Linked DNA regions of Mus musculus: region 2 is linked to region 1. The links are chromatin loops, found by intact Hi-C in ENCODE. Cell type or tissue: heart. All regions are shown on one strand. Each heading gives the region's core, and the rest is flanking DNA. Links, peaks and the distances in the headings are about the cores only.

Region 1 (5,373 bases), core at 276-5,275:
GTCGCATGTCTTGGCACCTTCACAGATTGTGTGTGGTGGGGTGTTCATACATCCTTTGGGGATGGTACATGTCCACCCCATAGCACCCTGATTAGATGGAATGACAAAGTCTTGCACACACAAGGATTGAGGTTCAATCCCCCAGAATCCATATTAGAAAGTCAGATGCAGTGTTGTGCACTTATAATCCCAAGCCTGGGGAAGCAGACACAGGAAGATTCCCTACTTGGCAAGCTCCAGGCCAGCGAGAGACTGTCTCAAAAACAAGGTAGATGGTTCCCTAGGGACACCAGAGGCTGTCCTGTGGCTTTTGTACACACAATTACATATATGCATGAACACACACACACACACACACACACACACACACGAGTCAAGATAACCAAATTTGAAATCAGTATTGTACTCACTTGCTGTGACCCTTTGATGCTAATTTACTACATATAAATCATTGAAACTATGTTGTTATTTCGTGGAAATTGTACCAAGTGAGCACTCATTCAATGAATTATCATATAGTGAACATACTACTGTCATCTCATTTTTTTTCTTTTAATGGATGAAGGATTTCCATCTAACTTGTTTTGGGGGCGAATGACTGTAATCCCAACACTGAGGAAGCTGAGGCAGGAGAAGCTTGAGCTAACCTGGGCTACAGAAAAGATCCTGTCTTAAAAAGAGAGAAGGAGAGGAAGAGGGAGAGTGCCCAAGGCCAAGCAGATCGATGTAGACATTTTCTTTGTTTCCTCCGGTATTGATTCTCTATGTCGATTCTGTCTCTGAGCTACCGAAAACAACCCAACTCCCAGAACGCCTTACAATTCCAGTCCCCTTGCCAGCGATGGAAAATTCTAGAGGGTTAATATTTAAAATGAATATTCTGGATACAAGAAGCACTTAGGATTCTATACATGTTGTCTCTCTGTGTAAGGTTCTCCCATGGGTTTGCTTTGCTTACATCAGCCATTCTCTGAGTCCATGCAGGTGCAAGATGCGGAAGGCAAGTTACCCATTGGGATAAGAAGTAATAATACTCCATTAGAGTAACACAGGGCTATAAACAACACTGAGATGACAGTGGCAGGTGTGGCTTGCCAATCTTTTTAGGTGATTTAAACAGCAGGAAACTGAGCTGTTAAACTGGCATATATTGCCTGCTGAAAGGAGTCCAAAAATGTGTGTGTGTGTGTGTGTGTGTGTGTGTGTGTGTGTGTGTGTGAATGTGTGTATGTATATTACATTCGCAAACCAATTAAAGGTAAGGATTCCTGGAAATGGCTTTCTCATCCAGAATGGAGGGTGACTGAGCACAAGCCCAACTGCACGCATGCTCGACTAGAAGGGTCTACAGGTACATCGCGGGCAAAAGCCACTGCCACTTCATTTGCTGGTGGAATGAGTCTCGAGGCTAACTGAGGTAAGGATCCACTTTCTCTGGGTAAGGCAGTTGTGGGTTGATAGACAAGTGTGGAGGTATGGAGCAGAGATGAGGGATTCGGTGCATGGCTGGGGATAGGAAGTCCGCCTGCATCAGAGGTCTGCAACGTGGGCAAGCTTGAAAACCTCCTGCAAACAGGTTCAAGTTCTCCGGACCAATGCCAGTTACTCCAGTCTAAAGGAGGCCATCGCTTTGGGCCAAGCTGCTGTGTGAGCCCCTAGCAGTCCAGATCGGGCCAAAATGGAATCAAGGCACTATCACTAAGATGACCATCAAACTGGCTTTGAAAAAACTGTTTTGGGCTAGTTTCCCCCGAGCATGGGCGTCCCAGTCAGCTGAATGAAGTCAGTGAGGAAGTTCTTTTTCAGCAATGGAAGGGGAGAACTCTGCGGAGAGAAGCCTCGCTTTTGCTCTTGTTTCTGCTTTCCACAACTCTTTCTGCCGTTTCTGCCGCTCAGGTCAGGTCACTGGAAGCTCCTTCTACTTCCAGGTTGCAATAAAAAAGCTTAATCAGATCTTTAGACTCTTACTACCTTGTCTCAGATATTCATCTCGGGAGGTGGAGGCCAGGATAAATTGAGGTTAGCTGTTCTCCAGCTGACTGCTCCGCAGCCAAGTGAACATTGTACACGGAGTTCAAATCCCACCAACGGCTGCTCCTTCAAGGAGGGTTTCTATTGCTACATAGGAGCTCACTTGCAGCCTGAGGTGAGGGTCTCAGGGACAGAACTCAGATACTTAAGTAGCAACGGCCAAGTATCTGGAATTTCCACGAATGCATCCGTGCAGACACCTCACGTGAGTCTGGCACATAGGACTGTTCCCAGACCTTACAGCCAGCCACTGCCACATAGCACCAGGAGTAGGGAAGAATGCGCGTGCGCCTTGTGTGTCGGGAAGGGGGGGGGGGGAGCGTTGGAAACGCATGCGCGACCACGGGGCGGGGCGGTGCTTTCCCTGCCGACAGGGGCGTGGCCTTCAGCGTAAGGGGTGGAGCCTGGCCGCCCATTCTGACCCCCGACCGCCCCGCTCTGGACCACCCCGCACCCAGACCCCCACGCACATGTCGCGGCACGTGTTCCTCACCGGGCCTCCAGGTGACCCAGAGCCTGCGGGACTTGGCGGGGAGGTAGAGCGCCTGGACCTCTGTCCGGTCTCCGGCCTGGCTTGGTGTATCGCAACCCGGCGAGAGGGAAGGCCAGGAGGACTGGGGAGCACCGGTTACATGTCCCCAAGGACCGGTTGTCACCCGGGTCTCGCGCCACTGAGGCCCAGGTGTACTCTGTAGACTTTAGAGTCAGTTGAACAGGCAGAGGCTTTGGGGAGGAGCAGGGGGCCGCAGTTGGAGGCGCGCCGGCCTTGCACAGCATGCCCTGCATTTGAAATCAGGGTGCAGTTGGGTCCCCAGCTTCCTGCTGTAGGGTTCACCCGGAGCCATCATCAATACCTATGTTCATAAGAGGTTTAGTGAACACCGGACTCACAGGCTTTCCCCTCCTCCCCGAGGAGAACCTGGGAGTACTGTCAGTCCCGGATTTGCACCTCTACACCCCTGCCTCCTGTCTCAAGAGTTAGTAATGCTTCGCCCCTTGCGCTACAGGCCCCACTCCAGTGTGTCTCACTAACATCCCAAAGGGTTTGGCTTTCTAAGCCCCTCTCCAGCAAGTTAGCGAGACTTTTAAAAAGAAAGCACCCTTTGTCAGCACCACTGCCTCTCAGCCTCTTCCTAAATATTGACCAGCATCTGTAAGTCATCTCAGAGGGGGCTTTGCTCAGCTGGTTTTTTTTTTTTTTGGTTTGGTTTTTGAGACAGGGTTTCTCTGTGTAGCCCTGGCTGTCTTGGAACTCACTCTGTAGACCAGGCTGGCCCCAACTCAGAAATCCACCTGCCTCTGCCTACCAAGTGCTGGGATTAAAGGCATGGGCCACCACTGTCTGGCTTGCTCAGCTGTTTTTAACATAACAATCCCTGTGAGGAGATAGCCTCTGGGTCAAGAGCTCTTGGGCTGCTGTGTGTTGTCTGTTTGGAAATACGGATATATGGAGTTTGAAAGTTGCATTTATTTACGTATGTGAGTGTGTGCGCAGGTGTGGAGGTCAGAGGACAACTTTGAGGAGTTGGTTCTTGTTGCCCCATTGAGCCGTCTTGCTGGCCCATAAATATACTCCCCTCCCCTTATAATAAAAGTGCTGCCTGCTTGGTATGAGAGCTAAAGTGAAATGTTAAAGTGACAGGCTTTTTGTTGGTGGTGGGGTGTGTGTATGTGTGCAGTGTTTGGGATGTAAATAATAAAAGACAAAAAGCGGGGGTAGCCCCAGGGAACTCCACCCTCAGGAGCTAAGTGTGGGACCTTTGTTCCTTATTGTTCTAGGCCACAAACATCTGCTGTTGGCACATACATACTTTTGCTTAAAATCCATAAGGATTATGCTGCAACCCTCTGGCCCACCACCACTGACCCACCTTCACAGCCAGGCTTCATGCCCTATAAAGGCTTAACGACCTCCCCACACAGTACCATCTGCCTGATCAGACACAAGAGTGGCTGGAGGGATGCTTTAGATTTAAACCAGAACAGAGGGTAAATCTAGGAGTGAAGGAGGTCCCAGATATGTCCTGGGACTGCATTAGAAGTAAGTAAACTTCATGCCGCCGCCTGCCTCTGCTGGGGTGGAAAATCCCTCACACCTGGAGCAATCTGGCAGGCAGTGACATTTGCAGCCCGTCCTGTTTGCAGCTATTGCTTTTTTGCAGGCCAGATGGGCTTGACAAGGTAAAACTTCTTGACCCCTCTTCTTCCTTTGTCTCTTTCAGGGGTTGGCAAAACAACCTTGATCCAGAAAGCCATCGAGGTCCTGCAGTCCTCCGGGCTGCCCGTGGATGGATTTTACACACAAGAAGTCAGGCAGGAAGGGAAGAGGATAGGATTCGATGTCGTCACCCTGTCTGGTGCCCAGGGGCCTCTGTCCAGAGTTGGGTACTGGTGTTTTGTTTCTGCAGGGGTGGGGGTGGGGTGTCTCTAGCCTGGCCTCTGTACTTCTTGGGAACATTTCTTCTCTGTATGAGTGCATGTGGTCCATGGGTCTGTGCAGAGGCCAAACGGGGACATCTGATGTCCTGCTCTGTGGCTCTCTTCCCTGAGACAAGGAGTCTCCCAGTACCTGGAGTTCCATGGTGGCCAGCCCTGGAAGTGTCATGGGCAAGCCTCAATCACTAAGCTATACCCCCAGCTCTCTGTTTAATTTTAACCTTAGTTTTGATACAAGGTCTTGCTATGTATGGAACTCACAGAGATCCACCCGCCTTTGCTTCCTAGTACTAAGATGTGTGCACCACCATGCCCAGCAACCCCTTGCTTACTTTTTATTTTGAGAAAGTCTAAGTTGCCCAATGGCCCCTAAGCTTTTTGTTCTCTTGCCTTCACTTGCTTCAGCCTCCTGACTAGTTAGAACGATGACAGGAGACCTGCCACATTGGGCTCAGCTCTTGTGCTGTGGTGTGTGCACTCACTGGAGAGACCTCACTGTTAATACTGCATCTTAGCGAGGGTTTTACTGCTGTGAACAGACACCATGACCAAGACAACTCTTATGAGGACAACATCTAATTGGGGCTGGTTTATACATTCAGAGGTTCAGTCCATTATCATCAAGGTAGGAACATGGCAGCATCCAGGCAGGCATGGTGCAGGAGGAGCTGAGAGTTCTACCTCTTCATCTGATGGCTGCTAGCAGAATATTGGCTTCCAGGCAGCTAGGGTGAGGGTATAAAAGCCCACTCCCACAGTGACACACCTACACCAACAAGGCCACACCTCCAAATAGTGTCACTCCCTGGGCCAAACATATACAAACCATCACACACTGCAAGACTGAATTTGGCCAGAGTGGTGCTGACATTCAGAGAGGGCCTGGTTTCAGGAGAGAAACCACAG
Region 2 (5,373 bases), core at 149-5,148, 64 kb before region 1:
ATTACCTGAAATTGGGTTGTGGAGGCACACAGACCTGTAAATATAACCCATCTCTGCAGGTTGGGCCAAGCTAGGTTTGGGGGCTGATGCCTGTGATCCTAGCACTGGAGGCTGTGATGGGTGGATCACAAGATCAAACCTGGGTGGCAAAGGAGACCCTGCTGTCTCAAAGACAAACAAACATCAGGCTGATTTTCCTACAGAATAAACTGTTTACTGCTGTAGTGAATTCTACAGAATAAACCTCCAGAGAGGCCCTGAATTTGCCTCTCTGCTGTTGAGTGTTTGATGGTCTTTGTTCCCTGAGCCATGTTTTTGACATGGATGCTGCTAGTTTTCCACACTTAACTAAAGACAGGAAGATCTAACATCTATTGCAGCTTGAACACTTGTTGCTATGCAACCTAACTGATGAGGTTACCAAGAGGACTAAGACCAACAAGAAGCTGGTAAGAACCCAGCATATTTTGGTGCCTGTGGAGGGTGGAGCATCACAGCTGATAGTTGGTCACCTGCTTCCCTCCTTCCCTTGATGGTGTAACTGAGGGAGCCAGGACTATATGACTGCATATGTGTTTTTCTACTCTATCCTTGTGACTGTGCTACCATCCTGACAGTGAGACAGTGACGTGTGTGTGTGTGTGTGTGTGTGTGTGTGTGTGTGTGTGTGTGTGAGAGAGAGAGAGAGAGAGAGAGAGAGAGAAGCACAAGGGTTGTGTCTGCCTCAGAATCACCCACAACATGAGACCAACACAACGTGTCTTTGTGAGCTCTGACTTAGATCAAATAAATAGGAAGGGAGACTCCTGATCTGCGTCTTATATGAGAGACCAGGGTTGGGAATCTTCGAGACACCCTGGAAGTTGTGGAGCTTCTGAACTTGGATCTGAGATGTAAAATCGTAAAATGGGCTGGTGCTAAATTCCTCTGTGCGTAGCTTGTGCACTACAGATCTCCAGTGGCAGACACTACTTTCACTCACCGCTCCTCCCAGACATATGTACCAATGCCATTTGCCTACTAACTGAACCAATCACTTCTTCCGCTCTCATGGCGGTGGTACTGGAGATTGTATGCAGTGAACAAGCACTCTTCCACTGAGCTGCACCTCCAGCCCTGACCCATCATTTTCAATACCTTAGGATAGTACATGATCCCTCTCCCCCGGCCCCTCATATTATATAGTAAAGACCCGAAGCTAGTGGGTTCCCATCCGTAGGGAATTCTGCATCAACTAACATAACAGAGTCTTTTTGAAGACACACCAGGGTGGTCAGATGTCAGGGTGGGAGGTGAGGGCTCTGGTGGGTGTTAGGGTGCACTGTCCCAATACACTGAGAGTTCCCCTACACCTGGGCGATGCAAGGTGGTCACGATGGAAGCTGAGGTCAAACCTCCTGAGGCTTCAAGAAGCCACAAGTCCGGTGAGGGCAGGATGGCCTACTAGTGGTCATTGTGTGAGAGGACAAAGAGAGGAAGGAGCCGGTGACAGAAGCTACAGCCTCTGACAGATGCACAGCAACCACAAAAAAGGTTGACTTGAGCAGTGGTCAGCAGGCTCTGAGGCCTAAATGGGCAGGGCGGCCCATTTACTTCCGGTACGTGATCCCTAAAGACGTAGGACCTGCGGTGATGAAATATAAAATAGAAATTATATTCATTTATATAAAATTTAGAGAGAGTGCTGCTTGAGCGCGTCTACTCCCTCAGCATCACGCAGCTGCTCCGACAAAACCCCATAGGCAAAAGAACTCCCAAGAGCACTCGGGGCCGGAAGTCAAGTCTCGCGAGGGCGCGGCCGGTCACGTGACCCTCGCTCCCGCTTCCGGTTGGCGGAGCGAGCTGGCGGCGTCGCCCGGGGCAACAGCAATGGCGACCACGGCGGCCGGGCGGCTCTTCTCGCTGGAGCTGCTCGTGGACTGGGTGCGGCTGGAGACCGGGCTGTCGCCGTGCGCCGCGAGCCCGGCTGTGGCGTTTCGCCTGCTGGACTTCCCGCCGCTGCTCGTCTTCCCGCCGGCCGCTCCTGGCCCGGAGCCCCAGCGCGGCGCCATCAGCTTCGGGCGCGGCAAGGCCTGCCTACTGCGCCTGCACCCTGCCGCCCTGCGGCGCCCGCGTCTGCGCGCAGCCCTGCTGCAACTGCCCGTGGGCCCGACTTCTGCGCCCGGCCTGGTGGGAGCTTGCGACATCCTGCTGGTCCCCTCCCTGGGCCAGCGAGGTGTATTCGCCCTGCGCGGGCCAGAGGCCGAGCGTGTTGGGGAGCTGGCGCTCTTCTATCGCCTGACCGAACTGGGACGCTTTTCCCCGGGGGTTCCGCAGCTGCGAGGCCCTCTGAGCCCTGCTTGTATCCTGGACTCCGAAGCCCTGGAGGTGTCAGAGCCAAGAACCGAGGAGACCTCGAAGCCATGCACCAAAGGCATCTCTGCCAGATGTCTACAGTGTGTCTCAAATGCACGCCTTCTGGAGGGCTCAGAGCCATGTGCCAAGGATACCAACAGCTGGTCTGCAGGGGACTCAGACGCCTCAGTTGTCCAGAAGTCCTGGGAAGAAGCGGTCTTACACAGTAAGGCTAGCTCTGGGGACATGGCTTCTGCCCCTTGTTCACCCGCTCCCAGTGGGAAAACTGTCAGTTCTGTCAGTCAGGATGTCACAGAACTGGACTTTGAAACCAACACATTTTGCCCTCCTCCACTGTATTACACTCACCTGACTCAGGAAAAGACTCCTTCAGCCAGGGTTGAAATCACTATTGAGCCTCAGAGAAATGAACCTGAGGATCTAGATGACATTTTTCCCGAAACAAAACTCGTAAGTCCTCCCTTAAGGCCAGTGAAACATACAAGAGCTGCAGTGCAGGAGAGCCCTCCTGTGCTTCCAAATCTTCCTCAGACTCAGGGTCCAGGAGAAGCGAACGAAGCTCCGTGTCCTCCTCAGATTGAACAAAGTCCAGTCAATGCTATAAGACAGCTGCCACTATTGAATGCTTTATTGATTGAGCTGTCCTTGCTGTGCAACCAGCCCGTGGCAAGCCCCACCCAGGTGCATCCCCATTTAGCCTGGTTGTACAGAGGTGAAGACAAGGGGCCAGACCCTTCCACCAAGTCCACATCCCCGTCGGAATCAAAGAGCAACAAGCTTTCTGTGCGAGAAAATGAAAAGTTGGTGAATCCCCAGTCTAAAAAGAACCCTAAAGGAAAACATCCAAAGATCGGTGGCAGCCCCCCACCAAAGGTTACAAAGGGGAGGCTGCTGTATGGCTTAACAAATACACTGAGACTGCGTTTACAGCAGACAAACCCCAACATGCTGGTTGTACATGAAAAGAGAGAACAGTACAGGAGGTCACAGATACAAGCTGTGGGGCCAAAGTTGCGAATCCCCTCCTGGAAAGGGAAGGTGTCAAGCTCAGCAGCAGAAAGCCAGATGTCACCACAGCTGCCCGCAGATACACCAACAGACTCTAATGGGAAACTACCAAGCTTGGCAGTTCAAAGCCAGTTGCCACCACAGCTGCCCGGGGATGAATCTTTAGACTCCATTGGGTCTTTTGAGGAAGGTAGTGATACTTCAATGCAAATCAGGGCAGGCTTTGATGAGTCAAGCACAACTAAAGAAGTGAAACAGAGCCATGCCATGAAACAAGAAATGGTTGACCAGAGTGAAAACAGAACCATTGTCACTGCTCTGAGAGCACCCGTGAGCCCTGCAGGCTCTGTCACCCCAGAAAGATCTCTTCGATCAAATAGTTTCGGGGGAAACTGGAAAAACAAAGTCCCAAGCCCAGGGCTTTCCCTACAGGAACCTACTGTTGACAAAACTGTGGATGAGGGGAAAGATGGTAGGCAAGTCAAAGCCATAAGTGCTGCTGATACAAGTGAAAATAGACCAACCAGTAGAAAAAGTTCATGCGAGAGCATCTCAGAACTACTGTATCGGGATGGGTTCACCAGCCCTTGTTATTCTGAAGATTTCTGCACAACTGAGAATAACAGCAGAAGTCTGCCGGCTCCCGACAGCAGCACAGGGGTAGAACATGTGCAAAAGGGTTCACGGGCAAGCAAGTCAAGTGAGGCAAGGCTGTCCACAAGGAAAAACAGCAGTGACTCGAGTTCTGTGCTCACCCCTCCCTTTTCTGCTGGCTCACCAGTGTGTTCTCATAAAAGATCCCGTGCACTGAAGATTCATGATAGTCTGGAGGAAGCATCCAGTCTCTCTACCAGTGACTTTTCATCACAGTGGACAAATGAAAAGGAAAACCAGGCAGATCCAGGTAGTTCAAAAGTCATGAGGAAAGGACGGGACAGCTCCACTAAACTTAAAGTAAGAGCTGGTCACAAGTCATCTGAGAAGAGCCAGTCACCAAGGACATCTCAAGTGAGTTCTTACGAGCCATCAAATTTGTCTGAGCTAGAACTCAAGGCCATAGATGACAGTGACTTAGCTGATTTCCAAGAAGAAGAAGATGGCCTTGGTTCATTGCGCATCTCCAGACAGTGCAAAGACATCTGCGAGTTAGTAATAAATAAACTTCCAGGATACACAGTGTGAAAGTATGCTATTTTAAAAAACTAGTTCTATAGCTGCTGGGTGCTGTTACTGCAGAGTTGTAATAACTCACACATAACCTTAGTATGTATGTGGTAGTTCTTAAGAAATGTAAATAGTTTATCATTGATGTTTCTTACCCTACAAACTGATTATACTCTGAAGTCACTGTTAGGCTTAGGAGTGATTCCTTTGTAAAATGCTTAAGATTAAATGTCTATACTCTCCAATCATACCTGTCTTGAAGAAAAGATTATTCTTAAGTTGGCATTTCATGTACCATTGTAAAAAGAAGGGCTTGCTAATAAGTTTAGCACCAATTCTTAATGGGAATAAATCTTGCAACAGATGGATGTGTTAGAGCTTGAGACCCCAAAATGTATTTGTGATCTACCCCTGCCGCTAAGAGCTTTTGGTTTACAGACTTTCATAACATTCTGATCTTTTATTACTTACTCTCCCTTTTCTCTTACTTGATGAACACTTATTTGAGCTTATGTTTTTTGATAAGAGAATCTGTCCTGTTTTACACACCAATATTATTTTGGTTTTTATGAAGTTGCTGAACAAATGCCTTAGCATTTAAAAAGCCTACCATAGGCTGTAGTACTAACACTAACAAGAAGGATGGAAACTTCCTAATAGAGACATGTTTGAGTAGTGCTTTACTTTTGCTGAGTATAAACACCTTTCAAGTGTTCTCACGGTTAGGGTTTGGAGAGAACAAAATGAGGCTTTATCCTCATGTATTTCCACAAATAGGAGCTTGATTTACGGTTAAATACTTCTGTGTATTTAATAAACACTTGTGTTTTCAGGTTGTTTGGTGTT

The links. Peaks named below come from ENCODE experiments on the same cell type or tissue, not always from the same donor. Only the 100,000 strongest peaks of a DNase experiment are listed, where the experiment ranks them.
Region 2: it touches region 1 in a loop (2.0-fold over the local background); 5 of 42 quality-filtered maps call a loop at or near these places.

The regions. Positions count from the first base shown.
Region 1 is chr8:125,731,815-125,737,187 of GRCm38, forward strand. It overlaps Ntpcr (nucleoside-triphosphatase, cancer-related), which reads left to right and starts at 2,389. Exons shown (of 5, transcript NM_025636.5): 1 at 2,389-2,535; 2 at 4,254-4,416. The coding sequence starts at 2,502. In heart, for the core only: no CTCF peak of the experiment used is centred there; a DNase peak (open chromatin) is centred at 2,457; H3K4me3 peaks cover 1,181 bases; H3K27ac peaks cover 2,191 bases.
Region 2 is chr8:125,668,001-125,673,373 of GRCm38, forward strand. It overlaps Map10 (microtubule-associated protein 10), which reads left to right and starts at 1,818. Exons shown (of 1, transcript NM_028908.3): 1 at 1,818-5,365. The coding sequence starts at 1,870. The coding sequence ends at 4,545. In heart, for the core only: a CTCF peak has its summit at 2,110; DNase peaks (open chromatin) are centred at 1,322 and 1,931; H3K4me3 peaks cover 1,413 bases; H3K27ac peaks cover 1,367 bases.